Regions from separate parts of the Homo sapiens genome. Here all the other regions are linked to region 5. Evidence: chromatin loops called from intact Hi-C (ENCODE). Cell type or tissue: heart left ventricle. All regions are shown on one strand. Region 1 overlaps SPTBN1 (spectrin beta, non-erythrocytic 1). Region 2 overlaps SPTBN1 (spectrin beta, non-erythrocytic 1). Region 3 has its middle 19 kb from the start of EML6. Region 4 has its middle 33 kb from the start of SPTBN1. Region 5 overlaps ACYP2 (acylphosphatase 2).

Region 1 (4,000 bases), 290 kb before region 5:
CAGAGGTTACAGTGAGCCATGATTGCGCCACTGCACTCCAGCCTGGGCAACAGAGCCAGACCCTGTCTCAAAACAAAACAAAACAAAAAATAAAATATCCAGCCAAGGATTGAGAGCTACTAATCAGCTAGAGCTCTTTCTAGCTTAAACAAAAAACTTTAGAAACCTCAAATACCAATAAAACCATCAGCAGACACACCCCACCCCTCCTTAACACAGTGGATCGAGATGAAAAAAAAACAGAACAAATCTCTCAAAGAAAGGGACATCTCCAGCAGCCTGGTCCTGGGAACACCTGAGGCCCACTGAGTCTTCAGCCTATCCAAGTGATCTAGAAGTTTCCATTCATCTCTAAAATTTTGTTGTATTTGAGATTTAGATTTTCTGTTTTCTGTTGCCTGAAACATGAGTCTTACAATAAAATGTCTCAAACATAAATTTTGTGATTATTTAAAATAAGCCATCACCTAACAAACGTGACTACTTGCCATTTTTCTTTCAAAGAATGAAAAACCGCCTAAAACATTTGTTCATTCTCTCACTTTTAGTAGATTACAGATCACAGAAAAACACAAAACAAATCCTAAGAAATGAACAATTAACATTACAAACGTAAAAAGAATTATAATTCCAAGATGCCAAAAATACTGATTACATTTCAATTACCATTTGCGCCTTCATCTGGAAAACACATCCTCCATTGGAAAGTACCCAGCATAACAGCTGCAATGCTTTTTCAACTTTAACAAACACTGGAAAAGTTAGCCAAAACTCTGTGTTGGCTGACATCCAGGGTTTTATTATTATGTACTATTAGTTCATAGTGAGAAACATGGGCTAAAGGAAGGGGGAAAGCAAAGTAATAACAGGGGCTTCATAATCATGTGCAGATGTGAAGGTTTCTGAAGCTTTATCTACCAGAAAATGCCTTCCATATTACTTCTATTACCTGTATCCTTTATTAATTAGATAATTACAAATGTTGTGTTTTTAGGACATTATTTAGAGACTTAACTGTGAAACGGTTTTTCTTATGTCAGTGGCTGGGCTGTGCTGACATTTTAATATTTTTCACATGTAAAGCAACCTGGTGGATTCTCTCCCCTTGGCTCCACGTTTTAGCAAGTGCTGAAAGCAAATCAACACGCAAACAACCAGTCACCTTCCTCCATTATGTCCATTTCTTGTCAAATCAGTTATGGTTCAAAAGCCTCTCACTTTTAGTACTACATGAATGTTGGGGCTGAAATATTTATTTTTTAAGGCTTACACAAACTGCATCGGGTGGTATGGTCTAAGCACAGACTTTTCAATCTCATGAACCAGCAAAGTTTAAACAAACAAAAAAAATGGAGGAAGCAACATTAGTTTCCAACTTTTCCTTAAATAAGGAGAAAAAAATTAAAACAAATACAAAAAAACTACTAATATTGCCACTATTGAGTCAAAATAGGCCAAGAATTATCACTGTCATCTGAGAACAGATCGATCCCTTCCAGAAGTGGGCAAATGTTAACCCTACCTGAAGGCTTCTGCATGGCTGGTGAGGGCCTCAGGACACACCTGTGCTCCACAGGTGCAAAGGGAAAAGCATGAGCCAACAGGAGGTGAAGGGTGAAGTCCCAGCCAGCTGACTAGGAGCAAATGCAAAGTCTCCTGGGTTTCTCCGTCTACATCTACACCTTTACCCTACTTTTAAAGTCCCTTCGTATTATAAAGTTCCTTAACCACTAGGTGAAAACACTGCGGGACCGTTACCCTTTTATTAGGATGAATCAAGTCTCTATGCACCAACACATGTATCTCCAGCACCCAACACAGCATTTGGCATAAAGTACGGGCTCCAGACATATTTATCAAATAAATGACTTTTCTGCTTTCCCCAATATTTAAGGGGTGTTTAAGAAAAATGCATTGACAATGGATGCATGGGAGCTTCTTGAAAAAAAATATAGTATGGATCTAGGTTCAATTTTTCACTTTAGGGATGTATATATAGTTGCGTTATTTAGGAAACACTGATATAGCTTTTACTATGTGCCCAGGTCTAAGCCCTTTACAAATATTAACTCATTTAATCCTCAAAATAACCTTTTTTGAGGTAGGCACTATTATCTTTTTATCACTTTACAAATGAGAAAACTGTGGCATAAAGCGCTCAGGGAATGTTGTCCAAGGTCACAGAGGTAAACGATAGTGAAGCTGGAATTTGAACCCAAGTAGTCTAGCTTCTAAGTCTATCCTGTGCTGTCTAACACAGTCATCACAAGCCATGTGTAGCTATTTAAATTTAATTTAAATTAAATAAAATTTAAAATTCACACCAGCCACATGTGCTCAGAAGCCACACACATGGCCGGCAGCAAGTCTACCGAACATTCCCGTCTTGTGAATGCACTGGTCATGCTCCACCCAGTGGAAGCACTTAGTCTATGCTCTTAGCTGCTACTCTCTTGCTGCCTTTCAGTCTGGGTTTGGCTCCACAGACTGAAGTTCCAACTCCATGCTGTATGTATCCCCAACCTAAGAAATATAACAAAGTTTTTTTCAGATTGGGACTCTCTACTGTGATTCTTTAAGCAAAAGAATACAGAAACAAGTTGACAGGAACTTGATTCTTGATGGACTTCCTCAACAAGAATGCCAACTGGAGGGCTTGTTTTTTTCCTTTGTTATTCTCTACTCTTCTCCTGGCAGGATGTTTGTAGAGATGGTCTCCGGCTGTGAGGTTACTGGCGCACACTTGCACCTGTCCTGCTGTGCAGAGCTGGAACCCTGTTTTTATGGATTTTGTAAGCAGAGTTCAGCCAGAGGGTAGCCCTTCCCAAAATTCAGTTCCCAAAATATTTGCAGATATTTTTCAAAACATAGGAAGTATACCACACAATGTTCTTTCTGTAACAAAAGGTACTGAGGTTTTTGGTGGCATCAAGGCAGTCTTTAAATTCTATGGCTTGGAGGACTGAGGGTGAGCTGTCCCTGGGGAGTTACGATTTCTGCAATTCCCAAAAAAGTTAGTTTTGCCTTTGAGGAAAGGCAGTTGTTCAAAGTTTAAAAACCTAAGAAGGTTAACACACCAAGTCACTGTTCAGTAACATGTGAATTCAAATGTTTCACCAAACATAGGTAAAGTATGGTAGAAGAAAGGAAATTCCTGGCATCAAGAGGCAGATCAATAAAGAGGTGACTCCCTGGTGGTTAGAGTGAGTCTCAAAGGAAGAAGGAAGAAAGTACTCAAGTGAGCTTAGTGGAAAACTTGAAAAAAACCAAAAAACTAATTCATGGTTTTTGCAGTGGCTAAATGTTCCAGTTATAAAATTGTTCCTGCATTTGTTAAATGAAGCCAATATAATACCTGTAACAAAATGTATTAATTCCTTCTCTTCTTTTAAGCCAGGCATTTTTCATGATGCTCATTTTCAGAGAACCCAAGACAGTTCCTCACTGCAACTCTAGGGTTTCTCTGGTCTTACGGTAAAAAAGAAGGAAGCCAGGTGTGCTGGTTTCCTGGTGGGGGCCCCAGACCAACAGCCAGAAGCAGATTTCGTATCTTCATGTTCCATGCTGTCTGTTTATCTCCATTTACAATTTCCTGAGCAACGACTTCCATAAACATATGCGCATATCATCATATGTAATAGCTGTATGGTGTTCTACAATATGGATGTACCAAAATTTATTTAACCAAGTCCCTATTACAGGACACATAGTTGTTCACTATTCTCAATACTTCCATGAGCACAGTAATATCATTATAACCTTGTCCAATTATCTTCATAGGATAAATTTTCTAGAAGGAAACCAACTGCTCTACAGAAATGGACCCTCCCATCAACCTTGTACAGAGGGCCTGTTTCCTTCTACCTTAATCAGCGTCAAGTATTAAGTTTCTAAGATCACTGCAGGTCTCCAAAGTGATAGCTTGTTATTATCATTTGCAAGTCTGCTTACTAGTGATGATGGATATGTTTTCATATAAGTTGATCATTTATTTGGGTAA
Region 2 (4,000 bases), 320 kb before region 5:
ATTTTTAGATCTGGTGATCAGGGAAGGCCTCTCGAGTGGGTCCTGAAACTGAGAACTCAATGTCAAGAGGAATGAGTCACGCACAGATCAAGAATAATAGTGTTTCAGGCAAAGGAAGCAGCATAGCATGCAGGAGGAACGGCAAGTTCAATGTGGCTGAGTCTAGTGGGCAGCGGGAGAGACTCGGAGACAAGGTTAGGGAGGGAGGTGGGCGAGCCCAAGTGTGGCGGGAAGCAACTGCAGGATTTTAAGCTAATAACCGACACCACCCTTGAGTGTATTTGTAAAATATTCTTCCCAGGGCTGTGTGGAAAACAGATTCTAGGCGGCAATAATGGAAGCAGGGGCCACTTGGGAGGCTACTCCAGAAATGATGGCGGTGCAGCTCTGGGTGGAGAAGCGGGGATGGTTAAGAGGTGGATGTGCTTAGAGGTGGATGTGCTTTGGAGGGAGAACTGACAGGGCCTGGTGAAGGACTGACTAGACCCGAGACATTGAGAAACTGAGCTAGTGCTATGCCTGATGCCTATGGGTGTGGTTAAATGTGGTTAAATTCCCGCATATTTTAAATTTCACTGGGGGGAAACAGGCTCAGTCAGGCATATGAAGCTATCTAAGTAAGTTGTTAATCTGCAAATGTAGGAAGAAAGGAGTGAAAAGACAACACCCCTTTTAAAGTGGTATGAAGCTATCCCAAGAAAAAAAATAAATTATCAACATTTTTTTTTTTGAGATGGAGTTTCGCTCTGTCACCCAGGCTGGAGTGCAGTGGCACCATCTCGGCTCACTGCAGCCTCCGCCTCCTGGGTTCAAGCAATTCTTCTGCCTCAGCCTCCCGAGTAGCTGGGACTACAGGCGCGAGCCACCATGCCCAGCTAATTTCTGTATTTTTGGTAGAGACGGGGTTTCACTATATTGGCCAGGCTGGTCTCGAACTCCTAGACCTTGTGATCTGCCCACCTTGGCCTCCCAAAGTGCTGGGATTACAGGCGTGAGCCACCATGCCCGGCTGTTATCAACATCTTAAAACTCAAAAATTTATTGTCAGGTTTTTGTAGCTGGATGCTCACTTAGTGAAAGCCTTGTTCAGTGTGCACCAAGATGTGCACCTAGGCCAGAGTCAGCAGGCCTCCTCACCACAGCCTGCGTGCTAACCAAACCAGACACCACTCAGCAACACAGAAGGATCATTCAAGAGATGATTCTTCCCCCTCACATATGCCACCACACAAAAAATAAACAAACCCATATATGTAGAAAAGAAACATTTATCGTGCTTGAAATGCAGCTTTTTAAAAGTTCCAGCACATAACCACACATGCCACATGCAACCAAGTTTCCATAGTAAATAAGCTGAAACAAATTAACTGCACCTTAAATAAACAGTAGGCTCTTGGGTGGTACCAGCACACAACTGCCTGCTCTTTTGTCATGGCTGTTTTCTCACATGCTATCCAAGAACACAGCCAACACACCCCACATGTTCCTGAGGAAGAAGCACTGAATCCACTTTACCACTGAGCCACAACATCTGTGACTCAAACTGTCACCCATCTCTGCTCTAATAGAAAAATCCTGAATGGAAGTAAAATCCTGGATTCTCATCAGAGAGACATACTCAATCTCAATTAAGTACATTCACGGGTGTATTAATTTTCACACCTACGTTAGCAATTTATTTATGGGATTTCATAAAAACACAAAAACTTCAGAAATCTAATCGAGTAAGTATATTCCATTGAATGATCTTACAGTGGCATTTAACATTCAAAGTCATAAACCCTTCCAAAAAATGAAAATTAATAATGTCATGCAATCATCTGATCTTGAATATAGTTAACTTTCATGACTATTATCAATATCAGAGACTTTTATAAAATTCAAACTTGGAGGATTCTATCTCTAGGGAGAAAATGTGAAAGTGCTATTAATCCCAAATTCTGAAAGTACAGAAAGTAAAATTTAATCCAACCCAACCCAAGGTAAAACCCAAGCAAGGCATGCCTCTCCCCAGATAAGTTTTAGCTATTTGGTGCCACCTGCTGACCAATGAGAAGAAACCCCCAGGGCTGCTATACCTGCGCTGCAACATCCACCGCACCTGACTCCTGCAGAAGCCCAGCCTGGCCCCTGCCCTGCCCCCACCTGCGAATCTCTCTTTCTATCACTGAACCAACAACTGCTTTCCACAGATTTCTTTCTTTCTTTCTTTCTTTCCTTTCTTTCTTTCTCTCTCTCTCTCTCTCTCTCCTCTCTCTCTCTCTCTCTCTTTCTCTCTCTCTTTCTTTCTTTCTTTTTGAGACAGAGTCTCGCTCTGTCACCCAGGCTGGAGTGCAGTGGCATGATCTCAGCTCACTACAACCTCCACCTCCCAGGTTCAAGCAATTCTCCTGCCTCACCCTCCTGAGTAGCTGGAATTACAGGTGTGCACTATCATGCCTGACTAATTTTTGTATTTTTAGTAGAAATGGGGTTTCACCATGTTGGCCAGGCTAGTCTCAAACTCCTGAACTCGGGTAATCTGCTTGCTTTGGCCTCACAAAGTCCTGGGATTACAGGTGCGAGCCTACCTTGCCCAGCCCACAGATTACTTAGTAAGTAAGTGATAATTCTTGTCTTAAGCTTAAAAGAAGTCACTCAGAGAACTAAAGCACCTTTTTTCCTAATGTTCTTTCTTAATGGTATTCCTTAAAAACACTACTATTGTTCCTTAAAACGGAAAGGTTAGGCCAAGAGTGGTGGCTCACGCCTGTAATCCCAGCACTTTGGGAGGCCAAGGGAGGCAGATCACTTGAGCCCAGGCGTTAAAGACCAGACTGGACAACACAGTGACACCCCCATCTCCACAAAAATAAAAAAAAAAAATAGCCAGCTGTGGTGGCATGCGCCTGTGGTTCCAGCTACTTGGGAGGCTGAGGTAGGAGGACCACTCGAGCCAGGGAGGTGGAGGTTGCAGTGAACCATAACTGTGCCACTGCACTCCACCCTGGGTGACACAGCCAGACTCTGTCTCAAAAGAAAAAAACAAAAAACAGAAAGGTGAATGGGAAGTCAAAGTATCCAAATTATCCACTAGTCTGTGTACAAAATAAATAAATAAATATATGCCAAGCACAGTGGCTCACACCTGTAATCTCAACAATTTGGGAGGCCACGGTGGCCAGATCACTTGAGCCCAGGAGTTTGAGACCAACCTGGGCAAGATGGTGAGACACCCTCCCAACCCTTCTTCACTATCTCTATAAAAATTAGCCGGGCACGGTGGCACGTGCCCGTAGTCCCAGCTACTTGGGAGGCTGAGGTGGGAGGATCACTTGAGCCCAAGAGGTCAAGGCCGCAGTGAGCCATGATCGTGTCACTGCACTCCAGCCCAAACAACAGAGTGAGCCTCGTCTCAAAAAAAAAGCAATGCTCTGAGTTCTTTTTATTCAACTGTTTCACTCAAGTGTCCAGAATTTGATGGTAGAGACATCTTTTTTCTTCAATATTCTCCATCTGTTCAAAGACAATGTCCTTTGTCCAAAGAAAGCTGAGTATTTACAGTGATAGAACCCACTATTTTATTTTCAAGGCAATTTCACGGCAAAACATCCCTCGCTCCCACCATAGCCATCATGGAAAGGTCCCTTCTAGGCACTCAACAGCAGCAAGGGAGTGACGTGAGGGTGAAGAAGTCAGAGTGAGGGCAACAGTATGGAAGAGTGTGCCCATGGCATGGAGACTCCAAACTCCAGCATGCTACAAACATCATCATCCTCTAACCCACTTCCACATGGGACTAGGGCCAGCTGTGAGGACAGTTTATATCACACATACAGGTGTCCCAGGAGGTTATCTAAAAAGGGCTGGGTTTTCTCAAGGTGCTATTGGCCATGCCTCCCGTGGGCTGTGAAGTCATCTGTACTTCTTAAATAGCTGTGGGAAGTTTAGGAAGAGAAGGGAGGAAGGCTTGGCCATCTTGGAACTCTGCCTGGTGGTTCCACCATTAGGAAACCCAGAA
Region 3 (4,000 bases), 500 kb before region 5:
ACCCCATGAAGCCAGCTGTATTTACTGAACTGTTAATATTTTGTAGGCCCAGGGCTGAATACGTTACAGACCACTCCTTCAATTTTCACCACAACCTTGCAAAAGTAATATTACTATTCCCATTTTATGAAAGAGAAAATAAAGATTTAAAGAGGTTAAAGAATTTATCCAGTTTCCCACATCTATAGGTGAAAGAGCTGTACTTCAAGTGTAGGTCTGACTCCAAAGTCACGTTTTTTAAACAGTGATCTTCAAACTTATTAATAAGACATTTTTAGTGAGCACTCTGATGTGTGTGTAAATATATAAGAATAAATTATATACATGTACTACTGTATTAATAAGTTATATACCATGGCTGGGCATGGTGGCTCACACCTATAATCCCAGCACTTTGGGAGGCCAAGGTGGGTGGATCACAAGGTCCAGAGATCGAGACCATCCTGGCTAACACGGTGAAACCCTGTCTCAACTAAAAATACAAAAAAATTAGCTAGGTGTGGTGGTGTGCAACTGTGGTCCCAGCTACTCAGGAAGTTGAGGCAGGAGAATCTCTTGAACCTGGGATGCGGGGGTCACTGTGAGCCGAGATCGCACCACTGCACTCCAGGCTGAACGACAGAGCGGGACTCCGTCCCAAAAAAAAAAAAAAAAAAGAAAAAAAATGAGTTATATACCCTAAATGTCATGTAAAACAAAGACATTTTAAAGATGACATATGTAGAAATTCTAATATGTTCTTCCCATACCCTAACCACTCACCTTCCACAGTTGCTGTAGTACTACTCCTGATAAGGTATCCCTTAACCCAGGAATTAAGGCTCCCCTGAGTCCAGCCAAACTTAGAGTTAACAGCACTTAAGACGTTAATTTTCTGGCCGGGCGCGGTGGCTCACACCTGCAATCCCAGCACTTTGGGAGGCCGAGGCGGGTGGATCACGAGGTCAGGAGTTCAAGACCAGCCTGGCCAAGAAGGTGAAACTTTGTATCTACTAAAAATACAAAAAAAATTAGCCGGGTGCAGTGCAGGCGCCTGTAATCCCAGCTACTTAGGAGGCTGAGGCAGAAGAATCGCTTCAACTTGGGGGGCGGAGGTTGCAGTGAGCTGAGATCGTGCCACTGCACTCCAGCCTGACAACAGAGTGAGACTCTGTCTCAAAAAAAAAAAAAAAAAAGTTAATTTTCCTATGTAGGAAATTGTAAAAAGGTAACACTCAAAAAGGTGACTTTTTCATAACAGAATTTTAGGATCTGTGAATAGCAGGGGGTATTTTTTTTTTAATCCTGAGGCTGGCTTGCCTTAGAGAAAGCTCATTTCACTTACTGATAAGATAAGCTGGGTGGGCCTGGCCAACATTTTTGGTTAAATCTAGGTTATCTCCAAAGTTATACAGTAAAGGATGATTCATTGTAAAACACAAGAAGGAAAGCATTGACTTGACAAATGTTTACTGGTGCCTACGATGGGTCACAAATCTTGCTGGTAGCTGGGGATAGATCAGTGAACAAGATAGGCTCTCTGGGGCCAAGATCTAAGTATGTTCTATAGAACACCAGGCAAGGGCAACTTCCATGACTGCAGAAATAAGCTTAGGAGGAAATAAGATGCACTTTATCCTCTGCTCATTGGACATAAACCTTTGGAAAGCAAGACAAAGCTTACAGGTATATTTTATTAAGAAAAATTTCAATAATGTTAGAGTTTGATGAAGACCCCAAATTTTCCTTAAAAATGTCAAAACCCATTTTGACATACAATACTCTTTTTTCTCTATACTGCAGTCTACTTTTTAGATTCTCTTTAAATACTGGCCACTAGTGCACTAAATGTACTAAGAAATGTTTTTTAATTCTGCTTTTATCTCTTTGTATATAACAAACTTTGGTTGAATCATGAATGTACTAAAAATTGACAGCACGAGAGAGGAGATATTTATATCTCTTCCTGAAGATGGCGACAGAAGACCATATCTTTAATAAAGGGCCACATCTTGTGTACCAAGAGGTAAACTCAAGCTGTTTAAGCAGAAAATACTTCCTTCATTGAATTTTTACTAAATCTTCCTTTACTAAATCTACAAGATTTTTTAAAGTATAAATAAATGATATTTTTAGTCTACAGTTAGTTTAAAAGGTGGACTATTTGGATAGCTTGTTTGCTTTGCAACAGTAGCAATAGAAAAAAAAGAGTGAGTAGAAAAAGGAAAATTGGGACAGCAGATTATATCTTGAGCTGCACATGTCAACAATTCTTCAGGTTCCTTTCTTTGGTTGCACAGTTACCCCCATATTTATTTATCCTGGTGCTTGTTTTAATACAGCTCCAAAACCAGTGGGAAACTGGAGCCACAGTCAGTCTGCCTGGTGCAAATCCTGTCTCCACTATTTACCAGACGTGTGACTTGACAAGCTAACATCTGTCTCTGTATCTTTGTTTCCTTATCTGTAAAATGGGGATGATGCTGAGCAGAATAAGCATGTAAAGGACTTAGCACAGTGCCTGGCACACACTAGACATTCAATAAATGGTAGCTCTCATCACAGGATCACAGGGCCCTGTCTAGATGACCTAAGAAGCCTCTTCAAAACATAGCTTTCATTATATTTTAGGAAGAGGCATGGTTTTCAGTATTGGCCAATCCCAGACAAGGGGAAAAATACTCTGGGGACTAAGCAATATAATTGGAATATCTTTGGACTCATTGCTTAAAATGCCAAATTGTTGAGTTTTTCATTTTGATGCAATCAAATAATTTGATTGATGAGTCACTCTAATTGCCACTCAGAATTGTTAGTTTTTGCCTTAATGAAAAATTGCATAAGCAATTTTATTCAAAATGCCACATTTATGTTAATCTATTTCTTCTTTTATTAGGTTGTTGCAAAAGTAATTGCTGTTTTTGCCATTTTAAAAGTAATGGCAAAAAAGTAATTGCTGTTTTTGCCATTTAAAAGTAATGGCAAAACGGCAAAAACAGCAATTACTTTCGTACCGACCTAATAAATTGTTATATATACTTGAAATTCCAATGCATTTTTCTAATTCAGCATTTAATCTTAAAATATTTAGAAAAAAACATAAAGTAAACACCATTTTCCAAATTACATGACCTTAATGAGCAAGTTCAATTTACTTGTATTCGTTGTTTTTTGTTGTTGTTGTTGAAGCCTTTTTAAAATTTATCACCTCAAGCATTTATCCTTTGTGTTACAATCAATCCAAATATAGTCTGTCAGTTATTTTTAAAAGTACAATTAAATTAATTTTACTATAGTCACCCTGTTGTGCTATCAACTACTAGACCTTGTTAATTCTTTCTAACTTTTGTGCCCATTAACCATCCCCACTTCCCCAACAGCCTCCTACTACCCTTCCCAGCCTCTGATAACTATCCTTCTACTCTATCTCCATGAGTTCAATTATTGTAATTTTTAGCTCCCACAAATAAGTGAAAACATGTGAAGTTTGTCTTTCTGTGCCTGGCTTATTTTACTTAACATAATGACCTCCGGTTCCGTTCATGTTCTTGCAAATGACAGGATCTCATTCTTTTTTACGGCTGAATAGTACTCCATTGTGTCTATGTACCACATTTTCTTTATCCATTCATCTGATGATGGACACTTAGGTTGCTTCCCAATCTTGGCTATTTTGAATAGTGTTACGATAAACATAGGAGTAAAGATTTCTCTTTGATACACTGATTTCCTTTCTTTTGGGTTTATCCTAGGAGGGGGAATGCTGGATCATAAGGTAGCTCTATATTTAGGAAACTCCAAATTGTTTTGAGGAACCTCCAAATTGTTCTCCATTTTGGCTATATTAATTTACATTCCTACCAACAGTGTACAAGAGTTCCCTTTTCTCCACACCCTTGCCAGCATTTGTTATTACCTGACTTTTGGATGAAAGCCATTTTAACTGGAGTGAGATGATATCGCATTGTAGTTTTGATTTGCATTTCTCTGATGATCCATGATGTTGAACAGCTTTTCATAT
Region 4 (4,000 bases), 220 kb before region 5:
GTCAGGGATGCAGTGGTGTGCTAGAGCTAGTTCATTCAGCTGTTAAGCGTCAGTTATATGCCTCTCTTCCCAACTCCATAATGTCTGGGAGCCTGATATTGGCCATAGTGAGAGTATTTACACCACAGAAATCAGCAAACACTGCAAGTCAGGGCTTTTCTTCACCCTGGAAGCGCTGCTTGTTAAACATTTGCCAGCACACCATTGTAGGTGAGGGTGAAATCATCCGAGGAGGGCAGATACAGCAAGAGAGGAAAACATCTGAGAGGGAACGCCAAGGAACAAATATTTAGGGAATGGACAGAGAAAGAGGAGTTGTAAATAGAACAAGAAAAACTATCCAGGAGGCAGTGAAAAGTTGTGCTGTAGACACTAAGGGAGGAGAGTTTGTAGAGTAACCCTGTGGGATATGTGTCTCAAGACACTCATAAATAAGGCCAGATTAGGTGACAGAGATCAATTGATCAGTTGTTGAAATGTTCAATTGATCAAAGGGTGGTTATTCTTATTTTTTAAAAGCTATTTTAACTATTTTTAATTTTAAGCAATCAAAAGGACTGCTTCATAGTCAAGCCAGTAAGTAGTTAAGGTTGCTGAAAATAGCTAGCCAGGGTTTTTTTTTTTTTTTTTTTTTTTAAAAAAAACCTGGTTATATTGGTCATTTCAACAACTGAATGATATAACCAGTCTATTGTTGGGCAATTGACCTATTCAAACTTTCTGTCCAGCCACCCAGACTTAGTTATACACATCAAATCATACTTTTTTGGATCTATAGAAGACTATAAAGATCATATATATTCTAATTATCCAGCTAAGAAAATTAAAGTTCAGAGAAGTTAAGTGACATGGCATGATCACAGTCAACACGCGGCTGCCTCCTGGAATAGGCATGACTGAATCCAGGTCTCCCAACTCCTCTCTCCTGCTATCCTTACCTCTTGGCAGAGGCTCTCCTTATAAATGCAAGACTAATATGAGTTCAGCTGAGTCTTGAGGCAAAAATGTCTGGAGTCTTTGCAATCTCTTTATGAAAATTCAGACAAATCAGGGTCATTAGGTCTATTTTCTTCAGCTAGGTGATATATCCCCAATAACACACAAGATTTAAGCCCATGATCGGCTCTGACTTCCCCAACCAAGGGAAACTGGAGGGTCTGGGAGCCATTTTATTTTCAAGGTGTTTCCAGGAAGAACATGTTGAGCAGACATTCTCTGGTAAGGGAAGTTTCATACTGACTTCCTTCGCTTGTCCTGAGAACCAGGAAAAGATTTGACTGCTTATTGCATCAAAAGATTAGGTTTTGAATCTGATTTTAACTCACAGACATTGTACAGTATTTATGTAAAAAATTATAACATCTATTAGAAGTACAAAGAACAACTTTGGTTGTATGAGGAATTTAAATCTATCCACTAGTATTATTTTCCACTGAAGCTCTTCAGAGGACTTGTGGTTCACAGTACCAGCTTCCTGAACAGCCTTGTTTCCTGACTGCTGTTCAGAAGCTCGGGAGACTCCCCCATGGCTTAGAAAGTGTGTGGGAGAAAACTCCACTCCCTTCCCTCCTCAGAAGGGGGCGGAGGGAGAACAGCTGCTAATTGAGTTTTCTTACTTTTTGACTTGAGGTGGGTGTGGATGCCCTCTGCAGAGCTGGAGTTCCAAATTGGGACCAGTATGATTCCTCTTATTACTCTTGTTTATCTAGTGAGCCAGACACTGAAGACCCTGTTTACTGCCATCCAGGAACCAATAAGTCAATGGAAAGACCAAACACTTAGTCCTCATTGTTATTTGCTTATATGTATGACTGCAGTCACCCCGTGCTACCCAGGCCCTGAATTATTAATCTCTTAAAATGGCATCTAATGGGCTGTGACACAGGTCCCAGCCACCTCTACTTCTTTTAGATGCTGTCTGGTGAATGCCCCTATGGCCCAGAATCTTCATCAACTTCTCCCTTTAAAACTTTGTTTACCATCACTGTTGCTTGCATTTTGCATATTCTCTGGGAGCAGATTTTCCTCTTTGCAAATGAAGTCAGTCATCTAAGGAAATTATTCACATTTCCATTTTCAATATATATTCTCCTTTCATGTGGGTGTTATTCCTGAATACATTGGTTCAGCAGTAAATTTGAATAATGGTTGATATCATCTGCCTCCTTTGGTTTTGTTTCTTAGTTTCCCCAGTAGATTAAACATTTTTTTTTCAATTGTCTCTGTCATTTGTATCTTTTTGAGAGGTGAAGCCAGCTGGGCTTCTGGGTCTGTTGGGGACTTGAAGAACTTCTGCGTCTAGCTAAAGGATTGTAAATGCACCAATCAGCACTCTGTAAAAATGCACCAATCAGTGCTCTGTGTCTAGCTAAAGGATTGTAAATGCACCAATCAGCACTCTGTAAAAATGCACCAATCAGCACTCTGTAAAATGGACCAATCAGCACTCTGTAAAATGGACCAATCAGCCCTCTGTAAAATGCAGCAATCAGCAGGATGTGGGCGTGGCCAAATAAGGCAATAAAAGCTGGCCACCCTAGCCAGCAGCAGCAACCTCCTGTTCTTTTCTTCTTCACAGTAAATCTTGCTGCTACTCACTCTTTGGGTCTACGCTACTTTTATGAGCTGTAACACTCACCGCGAGGGTCTGCGGCTTCTTTACTGAAGTCAGTGAGACCACGAACCCACTGGAAGGAACAAGCAACTCCAGACTCGCCACCTTTAAGAACTGTAACACTCACTGGGAAGGTCTGAGGCTTCACTCCTGAAGTCACCCACACAGCGAACCCACAGGAAGGAAGAATCTCTGGACACATCTGAAGCAACAAACTCCGGACGCACCATCTTTAAGAGCTGTAACACTCACCACAAGACTCTGCGGCTTCATTCTTGAAGTCAGCGAGACCAAGAACCCACCAGAAGGAATAAATTCCGGCTACATTTTTATCTTACACTTTTAAAAATACGTATTTTTAAAGCAATTTACAGTAAAACGAAAGGAAATTCTACATTGTGTTCTATGTAACGTAACCATGATACTAGATGTCTTGGCCATTAGTTTCAGTTGGTACTACTGGTCTTTTAAACATTTTAAAACTCTGTTGATGTGTCAGTTTCTTCCTTAAGGCATCATACACATACACTTTACACACACACACACAAAAAAACATTTATTCACTTAAAACACCTTTTTATTTGTAGGCCTGGCCTTATACTTGGTTGAGATAGGGAGAAAATTCTAAGTAACATCTCAATGCCAGGTTTCTGAGGTCATCTAAACGTTACAATACCCTAGTAGTGAATATTTATCAGAGAGCTTTAATTGTCCATAGACATATTGAGAAGCAAAGACTTAGGAAAGTTGCCAGTGATTGCTCCTCGACTAGAGTCAGTCACTTAAGTCAGTGGTTCCTGACAGTGTTAGGACAATGTTTCCAAAGGACTGTGCTGCAATGAGAGAAATAAGTCAATATAGGGAGTTTTCCTAAAGCACAGTTTATTCAATTTTTTTGAAAAACGAAGTTTATATCTTTTCTACTTTTTGGAAGTTAAATGTCCTTTATTTTATGACATGATGGTGATGTGACAGTAGATGATAAAATTTCTCCATAATATCCTTCCTTGGCAAAATAAAAATAAAATGATTCCTCCTCATCAGTCTCCCAAAGTTTTTCTGGACATTTAGGGATTATTGTTTGCATTCCTCTCTTTGTTTACAACACCCTTCCCCTGCACCAACATCTCTTGCTCTCTTTGGCATCCCAATGGCATTTACTATTCTCCAAATCAATTTAAAAATTCAAGGTCATGCTGGAATTAGTATGTTCATCCTTCCCAGTTACCATGCATGCTTTCTGTGATAATTACCCTCAGGTTTTGTAGGAAAACAGACCCCCAGAGATGCATTCACATATGCAAATATGCACTCAGTAAAAATCTGCTGAGTGCCTGTGTGTTGGAGAAACAGCAATGACTAAGACAGATGAGTCCCAGTTCCCTC
Region 5 (4,000 bases):
TCACAAAAATGAAAAGTTTCTCTACTTCCCCCCAATGTCATATTTTAAGAAAACAGATTTTTTTCAGTTTCTGGGTGGTACTAACTGAGAAGCCAGCAAACATTCCTAGCTTCATTCTTAAGAACTGATGAAATACATCTGTAAAAATAAACAGTTTTAAAAGTGGAGCTTGCCAAAAAAAAAAAGTAAAAGCAAAGAATTGTTTTTGTCATTTCCTCAATACTTTAATAAAGGAGAAATCAAAGTAAAATCCAATAAACTTTCTATTACAAATTGCCTCAATGAACATATATGCACACACACACACAATCACACAATTGGGTATGAGGACACAATGCAACAAATGCCTACTCCCATAAAATTTGATTTATGACATAGAATATTATGTAATACTGTATGCATATGACAATTTTTCCTCTTACTTTTCTCTATAACTGAGACCTATACTTAGCCCTGAAAAAAAAAAGTCTCCCTTTTTTTTCAAAATCTAAACTAATTCTTATCAGCAGGCTGTCTAATGACTTAAGTGAATCACTAAGCCACTCTTTCAATTTGGGCTTCTGCAGCAAAGAGGCCTTTGGAGCTAAGAAAATAATTTTTGTTGTATCCTGCTCTTCTGGACAAAAGCTAATTTCCTGCCCAACCCTGGGAGTCACATGATTCCAAGCTAATGGAAAGTCATGTAGAGATCAAGCTCTAACAATTAAAAAGAAACATCCCACCCCCTGCACCCCCGGCTCCCACACCCACACAACAAACCTCCATTTACTATGCTAAGGATTTAAAAAAGAAAAAAGAAAAACATAGATGGAAGTTTCCCACAGAAAGTAAAAATTAGAAATGTAAGACTAAGGGTAGTATGTTATTCACATCAGGATCAAACTGAGAAATCAGAGAGACAGAGGGAAGAAGAGGGGAGGGAAAGAGGAAGAACCACTTTAGGGATATAGGGGGGAAATAAAAAGTTTTTTTTTTTTTAGTGTGAACTGAATTACAGAAGACAAAAACTTGGTGACACACATACAAAAAAATTAGAGGGTGAGTGTGACTGAAGACTCTGACTGGATCTTGAGGGTCAGATGAACAGCAAGCTTGACATCAAGGAACAGCAAATCACATGCAGACCATAACCCAGAGAATACATTTCATGGATCTGTGGGAGGTCCTGGAACACTCTGTGTTATAACAGGCTTAGGATTGCAGAAATTGCACAGGATGAGAAGTTGTTTGACCTTCTCTCTCTAATCTACATTTTGGCCGCTCTTCTAAGTATGCGTTCAAAATTGCCCAATATTGAATGCACACACAGAACTTGAAAGCTGAGTTTCAAAGAACAAACTAGAACAATACCATTGCAGAAGACCGACTCAAAAAATGTTCTGGAAAAAATCCAAACTGATAAGAATCATGGTTCATGGCTTTTGTTTCATGTCCTATTCACTCAATTTTGGAGTGCTACAGTATAATTCACATCTTTATTACTGCAGAGTTGCACTAAATATTGAATCCAAGTTAGTAAAAATGCTAGCTACCATTATCTTTAATTTGGCTTACTGACAATAACATATGCAAGAGGCCTGTGATGTTACATTTTATGTGTCAACTTGGCTAGACTATGGTGCTTAATTGTTTGGTCAAATTTTAGTCTAGAAGTTGCTGTAAAAGTATTTTGTAGATATGATTAACATTTACAATCAGTTGAATTTAAGTAAAGCAAATTACCCTCCATAATGTGGGTGGGTGTCACCCAACCAATTGAAGAACTTAAAGAACAAAGACTGAGGCTTCTGAGAGAGGAAATTCTGCCTCCAGACTACAACATAGAAGTTCTAACCATTTCCAGGCTTCAGAATCAAGACTACAATATCAACTCTTACTTGAATTTCTAGCCTGCCAGCCTTCCCTACAAATTCCAACTTGCCCACCATCATAATTGCATGAGCCATTTCCTCACATTCTCTTTATACACACACACACACACACACACACACACACACATATACATGTTGTATATATGTACATATAATAACTTGAGATATAGGCATATATATACCTATATATCTATATATAGATATCTATATAAACATATATACAGACACATACTTTCCCTCTACATATATACATATATATACATGTACATGCACACATATACACACACACACAATTGGTTCTGCTTCTCTAGAGAACTCTAATACAATGCCCCAAATCATAACAAAAAAATAAATGTACTGCATTCATCCTAATATTATGTAAATTTTATAACTTGAGAAAAACATTGGCTACCATCAAATTTACAAAGTTTTCAAATCACTCAAAAAGCCTGCCCCGAACAATATGGATGGAACCCACGAAAGTTCCCTCTATGGTTTATAGCTTTCATTACACATATTGAGAGTTTAAAACAGATTGCACCCCCTACAGGGGAACATTTAGTTTGCATTTCTAAATTACATTTTGGAGCCAGTAGGTGAATTTTATTTACTCTACAATTATGGAAAAAAATCACAAAGAGGATTAGATTGAGCTAAAGTGAAATGGAGAGTTTACAAAATACTAATAGGCACCTGGCATAAATAAAGGATATCATCATCGAGGACATTATCTTATTTTCAAAGTGCCTTTTAGTACATTCATTCTGAATCAAACACAATAGAGATATCGTTTCTAATTAGACCTTTAGCAAAGTGACAGGCAACCTAATTAAACAAGAACATATGATAACATAATCTGAATAAAAGCATTTTAGAATCACAGGACTTGAAAATAAATTTTAAGTGGATAGGAGAATAATTCAAAGTAGTTTTCCAAGCACGACCAGCAATGGTGGTAAATAACAGATCTAAATTACAATTCATGGTATCTGCCTCTAATGCACAATGTCATTCATTATGAATATTTAAGAAAATTATTTGCAAACAAATAAATTACAACGATATACTGAGCCCAAGGCCCCAAACTTAAAATCCAAATGTCTTCAAGGACAGGGGAATTAACAAAAATATGGAAAGTTTCAGGTATAAGAGGGTGAGGAGGCAGTGTGCATGCCCCATCAAAAAGCAAGCTTACATTAAAATAATGCAGTAACTTTATTCCTTCTCAAAAGAATGCATCAGTACTAGGCAGAATCAGTACTAGGCAGAATGATCCTTGGACTAGGCAATAGAAGTAAATTAGAATGATAAATATAGGAATTATTAAAGAGAACATGGCCATAAATATCCAGGAAATATATACACTCAAAAAAGGAATTTATGTTTGATAAGTACATTATTCATAATTATTGATACAAATTAACCCTAAACCAAAGCTTGTATCACATTAAAAGTGCAAAATTAGCTGCAGATGAATATCCTGACCCAATTATGCAAACACTCTGGTAAATCTGTGTAGACTAAAGGCTCTGAGAAGAAAGTTGAACTTCAGAGGGGTAGAGGGGAGGAGTATTTCAGAAAAGGGATTTATAAAGGAATGAAAATATTTGGAAGACATTGGTAAAAAGGAGATACTTGGGAAGGTAAATCTAAGTCACTATAGAAAGAATTTTGAAGAGATGGGTCTTTACCATCTAGGCCCTTTGTGGAAGAGCTGAAAATACCTCACAGCAACAGGATGTGACTGCTGCCTCATCTGGGAAGACAGATCAACTCAAGCCATCTCAAAGAGGTGAAGGGTAGATGTATAATAGGAGTAGGCGGGGAGAGGAGAATGTATACTGATGTCATAAGAGGATATGCAAAGGTTTTGTGAGAAACCAAGGACAAGAACAGAAAACAGTAGGTCACCCTCTAAGAAACCAAGCCTTCTCTTCCTTGCAGATGGTCTATCTGCTTCTCTCCGGGCATCATCTCAGATGCTGACTGCTTTTTCTGGTGGTTCCCTCTCTAGGCCCAGATGCTGTCTCAGAATTTTTTAGACCAGCTCCCATGGGTTACTGGCAATATCCACCATGGCCTCACAGACTTTACCCACCATGCCTATGCAGGTGCTTGAGAATACATAC

The links. Peaks named below come from ENCODE experiments on the same cell type or tissue, not always from the same donor. Only the 100,000 strongest peaks of a DNase experiment are listed, where the experiment ranks them.
Region 1: it touches region 5 in a loop (2.3-fold over the local background); 23 of 110 quality-filtered maps call a loop at or near these places.
Region 2: a loop joins it to region 5, with 2.3 times the contacts of the local background. A loop is called at or near these places in 8 of 110 quality-filtered maps.
Region 3: it touches region 5 in a loop (2.3-fold over the local background); 18 of 110 quality-filtered maps call a loop at or near these places.
Region 4: it touches region 5 in a loop (4-fold over the local background); 2 of 110 quality-filtered maps call a loop at or near these places.

Annotation. Positions count from the first base shown.
Region 1 is chr2:54,496,633-54,500,632 of GRCh38, reverse strand. All of the region lies in intron 1 of SPTBN1 (spectrin beta, non-erythrocytic 1), which reads right to left. It also overlaps the pseudogene C9orf85P1. Among named protein-coding and RNA genes, the nearest start is that of SPTBN1, 42 kb to the right of the region's middle. RefSeq lists a silencer at 2,281-2,465 and an enhancer at 2,926-3,465. In heart left ventricle, a CTCF peak has its summit at 2,404; no DNase peak of the experiment used is centred here; H3K27ac peaks cover 2,215 bases.
Region 2 is chr2:54,520,929-54,524,928 of GRCh38, reverse strand. All of the region lies in intron 1 of SPTBN1 (spectrin beta, non-erythrocytic 1), which reads right to left. The region is part of intron 3 of SPTBN1-AS1 (SPTBN1 antisense RNA 1); the gene reads left to right. Among named protein-coding and RNA genes, the nearest start is that of SPTBN1-AS1, 36 kb to the left of the region's middle. RefSeq lists an enhancer at 40-209. In heart left ventricle, a CTCF peak has its summit at 2,037 (motif pointing left); no DNase peak of the experiment used is centred here; H3K27ac peaks cover 861 bases.
Region 3 is chr2:54,702,842-54,706,841 of GRCh38, reverse strand. No RefSeq gene overlaps it. Among named protein-coding and RNA genes, the nearest start is that of EML6, 19 kb to the left of the region's middle. In heart left ventricle, a CTCF peak has its summit at 1,941 (motif pointing right); no DNase peak of the experiment used is centred here.
Region 4 is chr2:54,420,940-54,424,939 of GRCh38, reverse strand. No RefSeq gene overlaps it. Among named protein-coding and RNA genes, the nearest start is that of SPTBN1, 33 kb to the left of the region's middle. In heart left ventricle, no CTCF peak of the experiment used is centred here; no DNase peak of the experiment used is centred here; H3K27ac peaks cover 1,291 bases.
Region 5 is chr2:54,205,172-54,209,171 of GRCh38, reverse strand. The region is part of intron 3 of ACYP2 (acylphosphatase 2); the gene reads right to left. Among named protein-coding and RNA genes, the nearest start is that of TSPYL6, 49 kb to the left of the region's middle. In heart left ventricle, a CTCF peak has its summit at 2,418 (motif pointing left); no DNase peak of the experiment used is centred here; H3K27ac peaks cover 1,881 bases.